Regions from separate parts of the Homo sapiens genome. Here region 2 is linked to region 1. The links are chromatin loops, found by intact Hi-C in ENCODE. Cell type or tissue: PC-3. All regions are shown on one strand.

Region 1 (8,000 bases):
TATTCTGACTAGTGTCTTCTATTAATTTAAAAGGGTGAGGATGGCTATTTAAACAGTTTTAACAGCTGTATTGTACTTAAAATTGTCTTGGAAATTAACTTTTGACAGAAGGCCAAAATATCTACATGGTATTTTTAATGGCAGCAAAACTTGAATATTTTATGAATGCATAAGAAATATTACTAAGTCATTTTTCATTGGTAATAATAAAGAAGCACATAAGAAAAACAGATAAGCTTGGGAATGAGTAGTGCTAATAGAAAAAAACATGGAAGCGGATATAAGAAGCAGTTTGGGAAAAATGACAAGCTTCAAAAGACTCACTCTTCACTGCAATCATATGTTACACTTTGGAAAAATCTTCTCCATGAGAAATTCAAATTTTATTTGTGGATTCAACCAGTGATGTAATTTTCTCCTCTGTCTTAAGTCCTCCGTGGATATACACAGTAGTCAGCCAGTCAACTTTCCAGCCCCCAGGAAATCTGGCTTGGTTGGTGACACAACAAGAACTATGCAAATGCAGTTGAGAAACAGGCATCTACCACTCTGTCTTGGGGTTGTCACCTGAAAGGCAATGAATCTGTGATATTTCACAGCATTAGCAGCATGTCCTGCTTTACCTTCTCTTCCCCAGCTCCATAGCTAAGGGGAAGAAAACATATCTCTTTTTAGCCTCAAGTAGCTTGCTGTATTTTTTGTTTTATATCATATATTTAAGTTGTAATTTATTTATATGAATTTTCAGTGCCTGTGTCTCCCATGAGAATATAAAATTAAATGGAGAAACCATTTTTGTTAGTACTTTATCCTTAGTGCTTAGTTAGCACAGTGACTAGCAAAATAAATATTTGTAGAATTATTTTAAATCAGTGAATAAATTTTGGACATCCTAACCCTTGAATCTTTTGACTACCTACAAATTTTCCAACTTTTTGTAATTCTGAAACTCAGATGGATATTGTTAACTTTGTCTGATTCTGTCTCTGGGAGTCTGTAACTAATTTCTAGCCCCTCTTGTTTCATATTAGATTGGGTTCCTTGATAAACAGTATTAACTGCAGTTGATAGAGAGTCTGCAGTTTCCAGAAACCATAGTGACCTACGGTTTACAAGATCATGATCTTGTAAAGAGCTATTTCTTTTATATTAACACATGCCTGAAATAGAACTGGAACTTTGTGACACTCCTGGAAACTTGACTGTTGTAAATGTGGGTAGCTCAGGAGAACAGGGAAAGTGGGTTCAGAGAGAAGCAGTACTACTTTTATCCTACAGTACTTTTCCCATTAGAACTTGCTGTTTTTCCCATCTCTTCTCTTCATATCCTCGAAATTTTCTTGATGCAACAGTGTAGAGCAACACTGAATAGCCAAGGATCAGTTACATTAATAATTAAATGCAAATTATTTATACTTTCAAGATTTACAATTAGTTACATATACCCTACCTTTCTTTTGGACTAGAAATCATGCAAATGAACCTAGATAATCTATAGACTTTTTAGACATTTAATAACCTCAGCCTTATCTTTTGTGGCATCAATTATTCATCATTGTATTAAACGGATGTTAGATTTTACACATATTGAGAGATTTTAACAATTTTAACGCTTCATTATTTCTCTCTCTCTGTCTCCCTCTCTCTCTGTGTGTGTGTGTGTAATGAATCTTGTGTTTGAAGAGATTTTTGGATTATTTTATGAAGGTGTTTATATTTTTAGCTCAGAAACTGTGGTTCTCAAATGAGATATTTGAGCCTAGAAACTATGGTTCTCAAATGTGCAGTAAGGTTCTTTGGAGAACCTTATCTCTGTGTCTCTGTCTTCTGGATAACCAACAACTAAACTTTGAAATGAAATAACTCAGTGGCCTCCAAGAATTTGGAACATAGAGGAGATAAATATATTGTTATGAGTGGTACATGAAACATGAAGTCGAATACTGTAATAGAATCTGAGTGAATAAAACTTGGATTGGAATATCAAGAAAACTTTTCAAGAAAGACTATTGTCACAGATTCTTAAGAGTCATAGTGAAGGAGGTAGAAACTAAAGTCTACAATACAGAGCATGCTAAAAGATGTGCCTTATTTCTTTGTTTACTTTGTTTATCTTGCCCTTTGGGAGGAAAAGAAAAGTTCATAATATTGCAAGGAAATTTAGACCATAAGAAACATCCAGTTTCCATCCTGCTTCACAGCAAGGAATGCATTTAGACGTATGTGAGAACCATTCAGTGTTTCAACCTCAGGCAGAGAGCTTCTGGACAGCAAACAGAGAAGAAGCTGGAAGTACAGCAGGGGTAGCTATTTTTTTCACTTGTTCGGACATGACAATGTTTATTTTTAAAAGCCAACAAACACTGCATGACAGTATTCTGTCACCTTGGGCAAGTGCACATTTCATAGTCCCAGGTATCCGCCATGAAGTCTGGATCTCTCTAATGGATTGGAAACTTTTTGAAGAAGGTCAAAACACTCTTTATAAAAACAACAACAACAAAAGTCTAATTCTGTTCCAAAAATGAAAAGAAAGATAAGGACAAAAAATGATACTGATTTATTTCACTAACTTATATTCATTCTAAATTTCTAACTTCAAGCTTTTTAAAACTTAATTTTCCAAGGCCTTGCTCTAAGTAAGTGTTCAATAAGTATTAAATAAATTACATAGCAAATCAATATTGGGAATATTTTAATAACACATAGAGTATTTTATAGTCAAAGACCAGTTACATCAATAATTAAACAATATTCACCGATGCCAAAGTGTTTGAGACTCCTAACGTAAGGCAGAATTAAACATATTCCCATTTATTAAGTGTAAAAATTGGAGCATGGAAATATTTAAACTAAGTCATGGTGTTTTCTTTCAACTCTTTAGCTGGAGAATGTCCTAGTTAAAAGTGTAAAGTAAATGAAGTTTGTCTTCCTTTCTCATGCTGCTCTTTCAGAACAATTTTCTATACAAATGCCTGCCCCAGACACCATAAAACTTAAATCCTACTGTTTTTGTTTTTGCCTGGAATTTTCATTTTCATGGATTTGAAATCTCTGCCCTCCACTTTTCTCACACCTTTAAAATATATTAAAGCTTTGCTTCATGTATTCTGGGGCTCCAAAGAGGTCAGTGTGCTAAACTAATCCTGCATTCACTAGGAAGGGGACAGCTTTTTGAAGCAGTAAGTATGTCTGACCTTATCTTTGATAAACCTTTAATTATTTAGCCTAGCTACCAGGCAGAATGTACTGAATTGTTCATTCTAAATTTTCACTGATGGGTTCGTATGAATGCCTCATAAGAAATGTTTGTGTTTAATAACGAAGGGCAGAAGTGAGAGGTTTAAAAGGTTTATTTTAGCAATTACCCAGGGGATTTCCTGGCCAATTTTATGTTGTCTTATCCTGTTACTCACCTAAGATATGCAAGCAAATTCCTAGGTTATCAAGTCACAGGCTACTGCTGAAGGTCTGAAGAGCTAGTCATCGGGTCCGCACCATAAAAGCAAGCATAAAATCACAAAATCATCTGCGAGAAATTATGTGGATTTAACATGACCACGCATTTTTTTGACACTTCTTGCATTGAAAGGTGGTGGCTGTTCTTGAGTCTAGGCTGGCTGGTAACTGCCTTCAATAGCAGAGTATAATAAGTAAACTACTGCTGTGAAGCTCGTGGCCCTGCCTTTTAGGGTAACAACAGATTCTGCTTTGGTCTTTTGGAGCTTTGAGCCACCATTTAAAATGTCTTTCTACCATGATAGAGTAATCTGTGGCACACATTTCTTCTATCCCCAACAAGATACCAGGCATTTGAGCGAAACTGGCAGGGACCCACTAGATGAGCTCAGTTGTTAGCTGAATAGCACCAAATTATATCTGCCATGCTACATGGGGAAGAACTATAATCCATTTGGACTTATCCCAATTTCCTTGCCCACAAAATATACAGAAAAATATAAAATGGTTATTATTTTGAGCTACTAGTAAGTATGAAGACAGTTCAGTATGCAATTAAAACCTTAAATGAGAGAATGCATTGTGTCATTTTCAGGAGACTGGGTAATCTGTTCTTTGTACCTACCTGGAAAAGTTCTAATCTTTTTCAAAGCGATTCATACAAATCTGTGCAGAGCTTGAGATATCTCCTGACATCATACTTAGAAGACTTTGCACTAAGGTCTTCTAAATGACAAATCTCTTTAAATGACAAACTTCTAGTCATGTCCTTTGAACAAATTATAGCATTAATAAATACAAATATTATATTTTTGATTATCCAATTGCCTAATGAGCAAAAAGAATTGTTGTGAGGGATAAAGTTAAATAATATACATAAACTTCATTTGCACAGTATAAAATACAATCCACAAAAAGTTACCACCATACCACTACTGTGAAGATTTTATGAATGCCCCTCTCCATGAAAAATTTTAATCTGGAAAATTGTATTTAGCTTGGAGCCAAGGGAATGATATTGTTATGAGAAAAGCACTATTTAAACAAATATCTTTAAAAAAAAAGAAAACTTTCAAATAGATCTGAAAAAATACATTAAATTTTCTTTAAGATATAATTGATATACCTTAAAAATGACCTCTTAAGGTGTAACATTCAGTCATTTGTAGTATAGTCACAAAGTTGTACAGCTCTCACCACTAATTCTAGAAGATTTTAATTACCCAAAATACACCCTGTAACTAAATGTTATCTTTTAGAAATAATAGAAACGGTGATGATAGTAATAAGAAAAAAAATAATTGAGGACAAATCCATATATTCCAACATAACAGAAAATAAATTAATGAAGTTGCAAGCTTGGAAGAGACAGAACCTGTGTGCAGAAAAAAGCTAACACAGCAGGCCTGAGAAACTATCATTGAAAAAGTCTGCTTCAAAGTTGGCCCTTGGTTTCCATCTGAGAACTGGACTGGTAAAGTTAACGACACTGATATAAAACTTTCTCTAATTGATGAGAGTGTATCACTGTGAATAAACTTTTTATAAAAATGGCATGATTTATGCAACACTTAATCTCCTTCTGGGAGTCTAGAATTTTGGTGCATGATAACCAAAGTGCCTACATGGCTGTCCCAGTAAAAAACTTGGATGCTTAAATTCTACCAGATATAAAAAGAAGATCTAATACCAATACCCTTGAATGTCTCCCAAAAAATAGAGGAGAACAAACTCCTCCCTAACTCATTCTATGAAGGCAGCGTGATCCTGATACTGCAAGCTGGCAAAGACACAAGGAAAAAAGAAAACTACATACCAATATATCTTATGAACATAGCAGCAAAAATGCTTAACAGAATACTATCAAACTGAATCCAACAGATCATCAAAATGTTAATTCACCATAATCAAGTAGGCTTAATTCCTAGGATGACAGGTTGACTCAAAATACACAAATCAATAAATGTGATTCACCACATAAACAGAATTAAAACAAAAAATTACATGATCATCTCAATAGATGTAGAAAAAGCTTTTGATAAAATCCAATACCACTTCATGATAAAAACCCTCAAGAAACTAGACATTGAAAGAACATACCTCAAAATAATAAGAGCCATCTGTGACGAACCCACAGCCAACATCATACCAAATGGGAAAGCAGTGGAAGTATTCCCGTTGAACTGAAACAAACCAAGGAGGCCCACTCTCACCCCTCATATTCAACATAGTATTGAAAGGGCTAGCCAGAGCAATCAGGCAAGAGAAAGAAATGAAAGGCTTCCTAATTGGAAAACAAGAAATCAAACTATTTTTCTACGTGGAAAATATTATTCCATACCTAGAAAACACTAAAGACTCCACCAAAAGTCTCCTGGAACACATAAATGATTTCAATAAAGTTACAGGGTACAAGATCAATGTACACACATCAGTAGCACTTCTATATATGGATAGCATTAAAGCAAAGAGCCAAACAAGAACACAATTTTATTTATAATAGCCACAAAAAATGAAATATTGAGGAGTACAGCTAATAAAGGAGGTGAATGATCTCTACAAGGAGAACTATAAAACGCTGCTAAAAGAAATTATAGATGAAACAAACAAATGAAAAACACATTCCATGCTCATGGATTAGAAGAATCAATATCATTAAAATGGTCATACTGCCCAAACCAATCCACACACCCAACATTATTCCTGTAAAAAAATCAATGACATGTTTCACTGAACCAGACAAAACTATGCTAAAATTCATATGGAACCTGAAAAAAAGGGCCTGAATAGCCAAAACGATCTTAAGTAAAAAGAACAAAGCTAGAGACATCATATTACACACTTCAAACTAATCTCTGAGGCTACAGTAGCCAAAACAACATGGAACTGGTCCAAAAGCAGACACATAGAGCAGTGGAACAGAAGACAGAACCCAGGAGTAAAGGCATAGACCTGCAGCCATCTGGTATTTCACACAGTTGACAAAAATGAATAATGAAGAAAGGACTCCCTATTCAACCAATGGTGCTGAGATAACTGACTATCCATATGCAGAAGAATAAAACTGGAACAATACCTTTCACCATATGCAAAAGTGACCCCAGGATGGATTGTAGATTTAAATGTAAGACCTAAAACTATAAAAATCCTAAAAGAAAACCAAAGAAATACCATTCTGAACATCGGCTTTGGGAAAGAATTTATAACTAAGTCCTCAAAAACAATTGTGAAAAAAAAAACAGAAATTGACAAGTGGGACCTAATTAAACTAAAGAGCTTCTGCACAGAAAAAAGAAGCTATCAACTGAGTAAAAAGACAACCTGAAGAATGGGAGAAAATATTCTCAAATTATGCATTTGATAAAGGTCTAATATCTAGAATCTATAGAAACTTAGACGATTGAATGAGCTGACAACAAATATGCCCATCAAAAATGAGCAAAATATATGAACAGACACTTCTCAAAAGAAGACATACAAGCAGCCAATAAACATATGAAAAAATGCTTCACATGATAAATTATCAGAGAGATGCAAATCGAAACCACATTGCCATACCATCTTCTTTCAGTCAGAATGACTATTATTAAAAAGTCAGAAAACGACAGATGCTGGCAAAGCTGTGGAGAAAAGGAAATGCTTATACATTTTTGGTAGGAATGTAAATGAGTTTTGCCACTGTGGAAAGCAGTTTGGAGATATCTCAAATAACTTAAAACAGAACTACCATTTGACCCAGCGATCTCATTACTGGGTATGTATCCAAATGAAAACAAATTGTTCTAACAAAGATCACTTGCGGCCGGGCACGGTGGCTCACGCCTGTAATCCCAGCACTTTGGGAGGCCAAGGAGGGTGGATCACGAGGACAGGAGATGGAGACCATCCTGACTAACAAGGTGAAACCCTGTCTCTACTAAAAATACAAAAAAAAAAAAAAAAAAATGCTGGCCGTGGTGGCAGGTGCCTGTAGTCCCAGCTACTCGGGAGGCTAAGGCTGGAGAATGGCGTGAACCTGGGAGGTGGAACTTGCAGTGAGCCGAGATCGCGCCACTGCACTCCAGCCTGGGCGACAGAGCGAGACTCCGTCTAACAAAAAACAAACAAACAAAACAAAACCAGAAAAGCCCTTGCATGTTCATCACAGCACTATTCACAACAGCAAAGACATGCATTCAACCTAGGTGCCAATCAACGTTGGATTGGATACAAAAATACATAGTACATATACACCGTGGAATACGACTCAGCCATAAAAAAAGAATGAAATCATGTCCTTTGCATTTGTATTGATACACCTGGATATAACTATCCTAAGCGAATTATTCCAGGTACAAATAACCAAATAATGCATGTTTCCACTTATAAGTAGGGGCCAATATCTGGGTACTTGTGGATATAAAGATGGCGAGCAACAACAGAAACTGGGAACTACTTAAGCAAGGAGGGAGAGAGAGGCAAAAGTAAAAAAGCTAGTAAGTACTATGCTCGGTAACTGAATGTCAGGATCATTTGAACCCAAAATATCAGCGTCGCACAAT
Region 2 (8,000 bases), 290 kb before region 1:
TTAAATTTCAGCCTGATTTTTAGCACAGTGTACTTTGCAGCTATAGTTGACAAGGAGATCTTTAAGTGGTCCCATGGAGGTATTCTGAAATCTACAGTGTGGCTTGCATTGATAGTTTGCTAATCTGATATTGCTCTTTCAGGGGTTCTAAGCCCAATCTCAAGCTTTCCAACTCTAGTCCTTACCATTTTCTTCATCCTTGTAACTTTCAAGTGTAATCCCTACATTATAGTTATATCGATATAACTATATAGTTATATAGTTATATCTATATAACTATATGGTTATATAGCTATATCTATATAACTATATAGTTATATAGTTATATAGTTATATATAGTTTCACTATATATATTTTCACTATATATATATAGTTTCACTAGTTTCACTATATATATAGTTTCACTATATATATATAGTTTCACTATATATATATAGTTTCACTATATATATATAGTTTCACTATATATATAGTTTCACTATATATATATATAGTTTCACTATATATATAGTTTCACTATATATATATAGTTTCACTATATATATATAGTTTCACTATATATATATAGTTTCACTATATATATATAGTTTCACTATATATATAGTTTCACTATATATATATAGTTTCACTATATATATAGTTTCACTATATATATATAGTTTCACTATATATATATAGTTTCACTATGTGTATATATATATAGTTTCACTATGTGTATATATATATAGTTTCACTATGTGTATATATATATAGTTTCACTATATATATATATAGTTTCACTATATATATATATAGTTTCACTATATATATATATAGTTTCACTATGTGTATATATATAGTTTCACTCTCTACCCTGTAGTATGTTCAATGTGTCCCTAAAACATACGTCTATGTCCTAACCCCCTGATCCTGTGAATATTGATTTATGTGGTAAAATACATGAGCAAGTTAACGATCTTGAGGAGTTTATGCTGGATCATCTGTGTGAAGTTTAAATGGAATAATATGTGTCTTTATAAGACAATAGCATTGGTTGCTGGGACATAAGATGTACTCAAAGGAGAAGGTCAAGTGAATGAAGGTTACAAGCCAAGGTACACAAAGGATTCTTGGTAGCCACCAGAGACCAAAAGGGAGCTTGGAGACCTTAGAAAAAGCACAGCTGTGCCAATATGTTGATTTTGGACTCCTGGCCTCTGAACCTGTCAAATCATAAATTTCTGTTGCTATAAGCCACCAAGTTTGTGGTAACTTGTTATGACAGCCACAGGAAACTAATACAAATCTCACTGATATATTCCACCAATGAGATTCTCAGCAATGTTAACATCTCTGCCTGTCAGGGGTTATTAGTACTCCCCTACCATCAATATCAATGGAGTCCTTATTACTATCTGACCTCTGGATGATCCATTTCCAAGATCCTGTCTTGACAGTCTGCTTTCTAAGGCTGCTATGATATTAATGATCTCAAATTGTCCCTCCATCTTCCAAATGAGACTCTATAACAACTGTTTGCAATGCAGGTAGTTTATGTAAGGATATTCTCCTACGGATGAAGACTGGGGTGTCAGGGGAGAACAAAGCAGTAAAGTCAAACAAAGGCTGTGTTACTCAGTTGGTTTATGTTTTGGACAAATAAGGCTCAAATTCTCTCATGGTCTTTTTGATGTGTCATCTTAGCCAGGCTACCATTTAAGTTATTCAATCAAACACTAATGTAGCTGTTGCTGTGAAATTATTTTGTAGATTTGATTAAAATTTGTATCAGATGATTTAAGGAAGGGAGATTATTTTAGATAATCTGGGTGAAACTGATTCAATCAGTTGCAAAATTTTTGAGAGCAGAAGTGAGCCTTCTCTGAAGAAGAAAAAATTCTACCTATGAGCAGCAGCTTCAGCTGAGAGATCCAGCCTGCCCTTCCTGGTGGCTTGTTTAGCCAAGTTTTAGCCATCCCCTCAGTTACGTAAGCCAATTTCTTGAAAGAAATCTCTGTCAGCCGGGCACGGTGGCTCACGCCTGTAATCCCAGCACTTTGGGAGGCTGAGGCGGGTGGATCACGAGGTCAGGAGATTGAGACCATCCTGGCCAACATGGTGAAACCACGTCTCTATTAAAAATACAAAAATTAGCCATACGTAAGCCAATTTCTTGAAAAAAATCTCTATCTGCCGGGCATGGTGGCTCACGCCTGTAATCCCAGCACTTTGGGAGGCTGAGGCGGGTGGATCATGAGGTCAGGAGATTGAGACCATCCTGGCCCACATGGTGAAACCGCGTCTCTATTAAAAATACAAAAATTAGCCAGGTGTGGTAGCGTGCGCCTGTGGTCCCCAGCTACTGGGAAGGCTGAGGCAAGAGAATCGCTTGAACCCGGGAGGTGGAGTTTGCAGTGAGCGGAGATTATGCCACGGCACTCCAGCCTGGCGACAGAGCAAGACTCCGTCAAAAAAAAAGAAAGAAAGAGAAGAAGAAAGGATGAAAGAGAGAGAGAGAAAGAAAGAAAAGAAATCTCTATCATCTACCTATTTGTCTAATCCATCTACCAGCTATCAATTAATCAATATATGTCTATCTATCTATCATCTATATATCTGTCATCTCTCTGTATGTGTCTCCTACTTGTTCTGCTTATATCTATCTCCTACTGGTTTCTAGAAGGAATTCTGTCCACAAAATATAATTTAGTGGAAACATCAAGTTGTCAAACTTCATGTGTTTGTTTTAGTATGTCATAACGTGAAGGGCACAACAATAAAACAATCACTAAAAATCTGTATGTTCCCAGGAAAATTTTATTCTGCAATTTTTATAACTAATGCTTAATAATGAAAGTAGGAGAGAAGGAAAATTTTACTTTTTTTACTTTACGTATCTCTCCAACATTTTATATGTGCGTATTTTTGAAATTCAAAAATAAAACAGTATGGAAATATTGTATAAATTATGAAATATTATAGCATTGTATTCTCAAATATTTTATTATGCACAATTTATCTTTTTTCCGATTTTATTTTTAAAATAAAATAGAAGATTTCTCAAGGTCACGAAGAAGAAAGCAACATGGCTGGGCGCGGTGGCTCAAGCCTGTAATCCTAGCACTTTTGGGAGGCCGAGGTGGGCGGATCACGAGGTCAGGAGTTCGAGACCATCCTGGCCAACATGGCGAAACCCTGTCTCTACTAAAAATACAAAAAAATTAGCAGGGTGTGGTGGCGGACGCCTGTAGTCCCAGCTACTCAGGAGGCTGAGGCAGGAGAATGGCGTGAACCCGGGAGGCAGAGTTCACAGTGAGCCGAGATGGTGCCACTGCACTCCAGCCTGGGGGACAGAGCCAGACTCTGTCTCAAAAAAAAAAAAAAAAAAAAAAAAAAAAAGCAATAGATCAGTGACTTGAACTCACATCTTCTAAACCCCAAATTCATACTTTTTTAAATCATGCCCAGTAGTCCTTGTCAGTGACAGTGAATGACTTTCAAAGTCACCTGCTATTTGAAAGGCTTTAAAATTACAAGAGAAAATTAAAACTAGTTTTTATAATTTAAATTTTTGATGTCTTCAGTATAAAATAAAGACAAATACACACTCAATTTTTCACTGACTACATCAACTGCCTCTTCAGATGTTAATGGGGATTCATTGATTCTCAAATCCCCCAAATTGGCATCAAATGTATATTATAGCTTCAATCATGAAGGTATCTCACCATATTCTCCATTACTTAGAAACTTCTAATGCCATCACTGTACTCCCCAATGATTTTTTAATTAAAACTATTTACTGCTAATCTTTTGTCTATAGAAATCAAGTGGAGAATAAAGATATTATTGGGGATTTTTCCAGATTAGATTTCTAAAACCCAGAATGACTTGGATTAACTAAAATGTACTTTCTGTTTTTTTTTTTTTTTTTTTTTTTTTTTGACGGAGTCTCACTCTGTCACCCAGGCTGGAGTGCAGTGGCGTGACACTTGGCTCACTGCCAGCTCCACCTCCCGGGTTCATGCCATTCCCCTGCCTCAGCCTCCCGAGTGGCTGGGACTACAGGTGCCTGCCACCACGCCCGGCTAATTTTTTGTATTTTTCGTAGAGACTGGGTTTCACCGTGTTAGCCAGGATGGTCTCGATCTCCTGACCTCGTGATCCATCCGCCTCGGCCTTCCGAAGTGCTGGGATTACAGGCGTAAGCCACTGCGCCCAGCCTAAAATGTACTTTCTTTTATAGAAAGTTTATTATGGAATTAGCAGATATTTTGAATGGACGAACAAAAGCTGTGTAAAAGTGGACCATACACATGTCGCTTATACATCTAAGTGCAATCTTCAAAAATAAATAACACAATGGAAGTTATATACACACATTATTAAATGTAATGATGAGTCTGTTAGCAGCGGAACATATTCGAGTCAGAAGACACTAAAGTACGTTACCAGTGGCAAATCCATATGCATCTGCAGCAACCTCAATTCTATCCTCCCCAGAAGAAAGAATTCGACTAAGGGGCATAAGGCAGAAGGAGAGATCAAGACAAGTTTTAGAGCAGGAACAAAATTTTATTAAAAAGCTTTAGATCATGTATGAAAGGAAGTAAAATCACTTGGAAGTGGGCCAAGCGGGTAACTTGAGAGATCAAGCATGCTGTTTGACCCTTGACTTGGGTTTTATATGTTGACATACGTCTGGGGCTTTGCATTCCTTCTCCCTTGAGTCTTCCCTTGGGGTAGGCTGTTTACATATGCAGTGGCCTGCAAGCATTTGGGAGGGAAACGTGCAGTGTGTTTACTGGGGTTATATGCATGCTCATTTGAGGCATTCTTCCCCTATGAGTCAAATGTCCCTACAATATTATAGACCAGATAAACACTATTTTGTCTCTTAATTAGCCTGCTTGATCCCACTGGCCCAACTCCTGGGATCTTATTGGGAAGCTGCTGATCACCAGTTTCAGGTTTTTTCTATCTATTGCGAGAATGCCTTTTCCTGGCGCTGGCTGCAACCAATTATTATTTTAGAGAGACAGTTAACAACCACCTGACCATCACCTGATGTTCGCCTGACCCTCGGGAGCCCTCTCCTGCACTGCTCATGCTTGACTAGCTTCCGACAGTAACAAGTTCAATTAATGTCCCTCTTGAATGTATATATGTGTTCAAGTGCTAAACTAATGCTAAAAGTTACCTATTCTTGTTTGATAGAATTTAGGGGTATACAAGGAGTAATAAGGCTGTATGTAACTTTTGAACAAAAAGTGAGAAATTACTTCAGCAAAATAATTTAAAACGTAAAATATAGTGCACTGGGTAATGTTTCTTCAATTCAAAATATTGCATTCCTCTCTCCCTCTCTCTGTTTCTTTCTGTCTCTCCACCTCTCTCTTGCCTACAGGGGTTCAATGCATCTTTAAGACAGTACTTTTACTGATTCCTAAGTGATAAACTCTTTGTTTATATTCAGTTCACCTTTATATTGAGAATCAAAATGAGTGAAAATTAACATCAATTGGTATTACTGAACTACCATTTCCTGGTGAAGGATTGTATCAATTTTCCTTGCTAAAACAAAACTAATCAAATTAGCAGACCTTAATTTATGCACTCAAAATCGAATACATTAATCCTGGCATATTACAGAAAGAACCACTGGTATGGAATTTCTTTGATTTCCTTGGAATATTTAGAATAAAATTAACAGAAATAATTTAAACATCATTTCTTTTATTGGAATGCAAAATACTGGTAGGTTAGTATGTACAGTCAAAATAGCAAATGCAAGTATATTACTCAACCTCCTGCTGTTCATGAAAGGATCATCACTCAAAACTCCAGGAGGATTTCTCCTGGGTACCTTTAAACTATATCCTTACCAACCTTTATTTCTATTTTATTTTTCTCTCCTTGGAAATGCTACTGATTCCTAGATTTGCAGCCTCCCTAATTTCCATCCTCTGCTTTCTGCTTGATCACGGGGTCTACTGGGACTCTCTTTGTGATCTACTTTTCTTCTCCAACTGAAATAGAACATTCTGAATTACTGACCTCTTCACTCCTAAATGAAGTTCGCTCATTTAAAATGCTACCAGTGGTAAACTCCAACTTATTATCCCACAAACTGCTAAGCCTAAATAATCACTGAAACTATTTAAGTCTTTTGAAAGCATCATATCAGAATTTCACTGCTGTGGGATATGCAGCAGCTGGAAACTGAAACAAATTCCATTTAAAATACAACAAAATGAGGTGGGAAAAAAAAAATCACAAAAAAGAAAATGAATGCTTAAAGCTTTATGTGGTCCAAGTCTCCAATATTCTGCAATTTTTGTGACAATGACAAAAGCTCAGTCAAGGGAAAAAATGTTACTGGTGACTGATTTGTTTCTGATTTGTTTGTTCTTTGTCACTTGTCACCTAAGCACAGTGAAACCACATGATTTTCCCTGAAGAACAGCATATTTCCAGAGTTGTTTTACAATAGTCACCATGATATATTCAATGCTACTCCATGGTATTGCAAAAGGCTACCAAAATATATTAACAATAAAATAAATACATTTTAAAACTAACAACAAATTTGCTCCTGTTTGTGCCTGAAAGCTTTCCAAGATTAAGGCAGCACATCAGCTTAGCAATTATTAAACAAATGAAGCCAAATAAAGTAGTGGACATAACAATTAAATACTCTTTCATATATATTTTTTATTGCTTTAAGTACTATCCCTCAAAGATTTCATTTTCTTTACTCCAAATATTTACTAGCAACTAGTTTTATGTCACCTTGCCAGGTACCTTTAGCAATATGTTCCACAGGGGTACTTACATAAATATCTGTGGCACAGTGCATAATGCCATATTGTTTATTTACGTTTTTTTTTTCTTTTTGAGAAGGAGTCTCACCCTGTCACCCAGGCTGGAGTGCATTGGCGTGATCTCGGCTCACTGCAATCTCCGCCTCCCGGGTTCAAGTGATTCTCCTGTCTCAGCCTCCTGAGTAGCTGGGATTACGGGTGCATGCCACCACACTGGGCTAATTTTTGTATTTTCAGTAGAGACGGGGTTTCACCATGTTGGTCAGGCTGGTCTCGAGCTCCTGACCTCATGGTCTGCCTGCCTTGGCCTCCCAAAGTGTTGGGATTACAGGCATGAGCCACCACATCTCGCCCATGTTGTTTATTGAATTGAAATTATTAAGCCCTCCAGTTATGGTCTAGGGAAGTGGGGGATGAGTGAAGGGTTGAGGGGCAGGAAACTACATTGGGGAAATACTGTTGTAAATGTCAAGGTCCTGCTAACAGTTGCAATTTCAATGAACATATTTTATTGTCTTTACCTTTAAAAGGATTGTTCTAAATGTAAATAATTGTTCTAAATAGTTCTAAATGTAAGGAGAAGTTAAGTAACTACACTCATAATTTCATGATGGATAATATTGATGAAAGTAGGCAAAGCTATGTGTGTATATATATATATATTTTTTTTTTAATTTTTATTTTTTTAACGAGACAGGTCTTGCTCTGTCACTCCATTTGGTGAGCAGCTGTGCCGTTACAACTCACTACAGCCTTGATTTCCCAGGCTGTAGTGGTCATCCCACTTCAGGGAACACAGGCATGCACCACTATTCATAGTTGGTTTTCTTTTTTTTTTTTTTTTTTGGAGAGATGGGTTTTGCCATGTTGCCCAGGCTGGCCTCGAACTCCTGGGCTCAAGAGATCTGCCTACCTCAGCCTTCCAAAGTAATGCCACTTTTTGTTTTATTTTTAAGTTGTTGTTTTTTTTTTAATGCTGCTTTCCTTCTCATTTCTTGAAGTCTGTACCTCTTTCTACATAGATGTGCATTCTGGTTTATTAAATCTGTTTATACAATACACCTTTACAATAGCTACTTTGATCTATGTGCATCCTTGAGTAACATACTCTTGTGTATTTAAGATTCCTGTCATCTTGACCTGTAAATATTAATCTTTTGATACATTTTTATTCAAAACTTTATGAGACTCTTTTA

What was found. Peaks named below come from ENCODE experiments on the same cell type or tissue, not always from the same donor. Only the 100,000 strongest peaks of a DNase experiment are listed, where the experiment ranks them.
Region 2: a loop joins it to region 1, with 2.6 times the contacts of the local background. A loop is called at or near these places in 1 of 110 quality-filtered maps.

Annotation. Positions count from the first base shown.
Region 1 is chr3:162,290,990-162,298,989 of GRCh38, reverse strand. No RefSeq gene overlaps it. Among named protein-coding and RNA genes, the nearest start is that of OTOL1, 800 kb to the right of the region's middle. RefSeq lists an enhancer at 3,022-4,221. In PC-3, no CTCF peak of the experiment used is centred here; a DNase peak (open chromatin) is centred at 3,449; H3K4me3 peaks cover 315 bases; H3K27ac peaks cover 1,612 bases.
Region 2 is chr3:162,583,483-162,591,482 of GRCh38, reverse strand. No RefSeq gene overlaps it. Among named protein-coding and RNA genes, the nearest start is that of LINC01192, 720 kb to the left of the region's middle. In PC-3, no CTCF peak of the experiment used is centred here; a DNase peak (open chromatin) is centred at 4,692.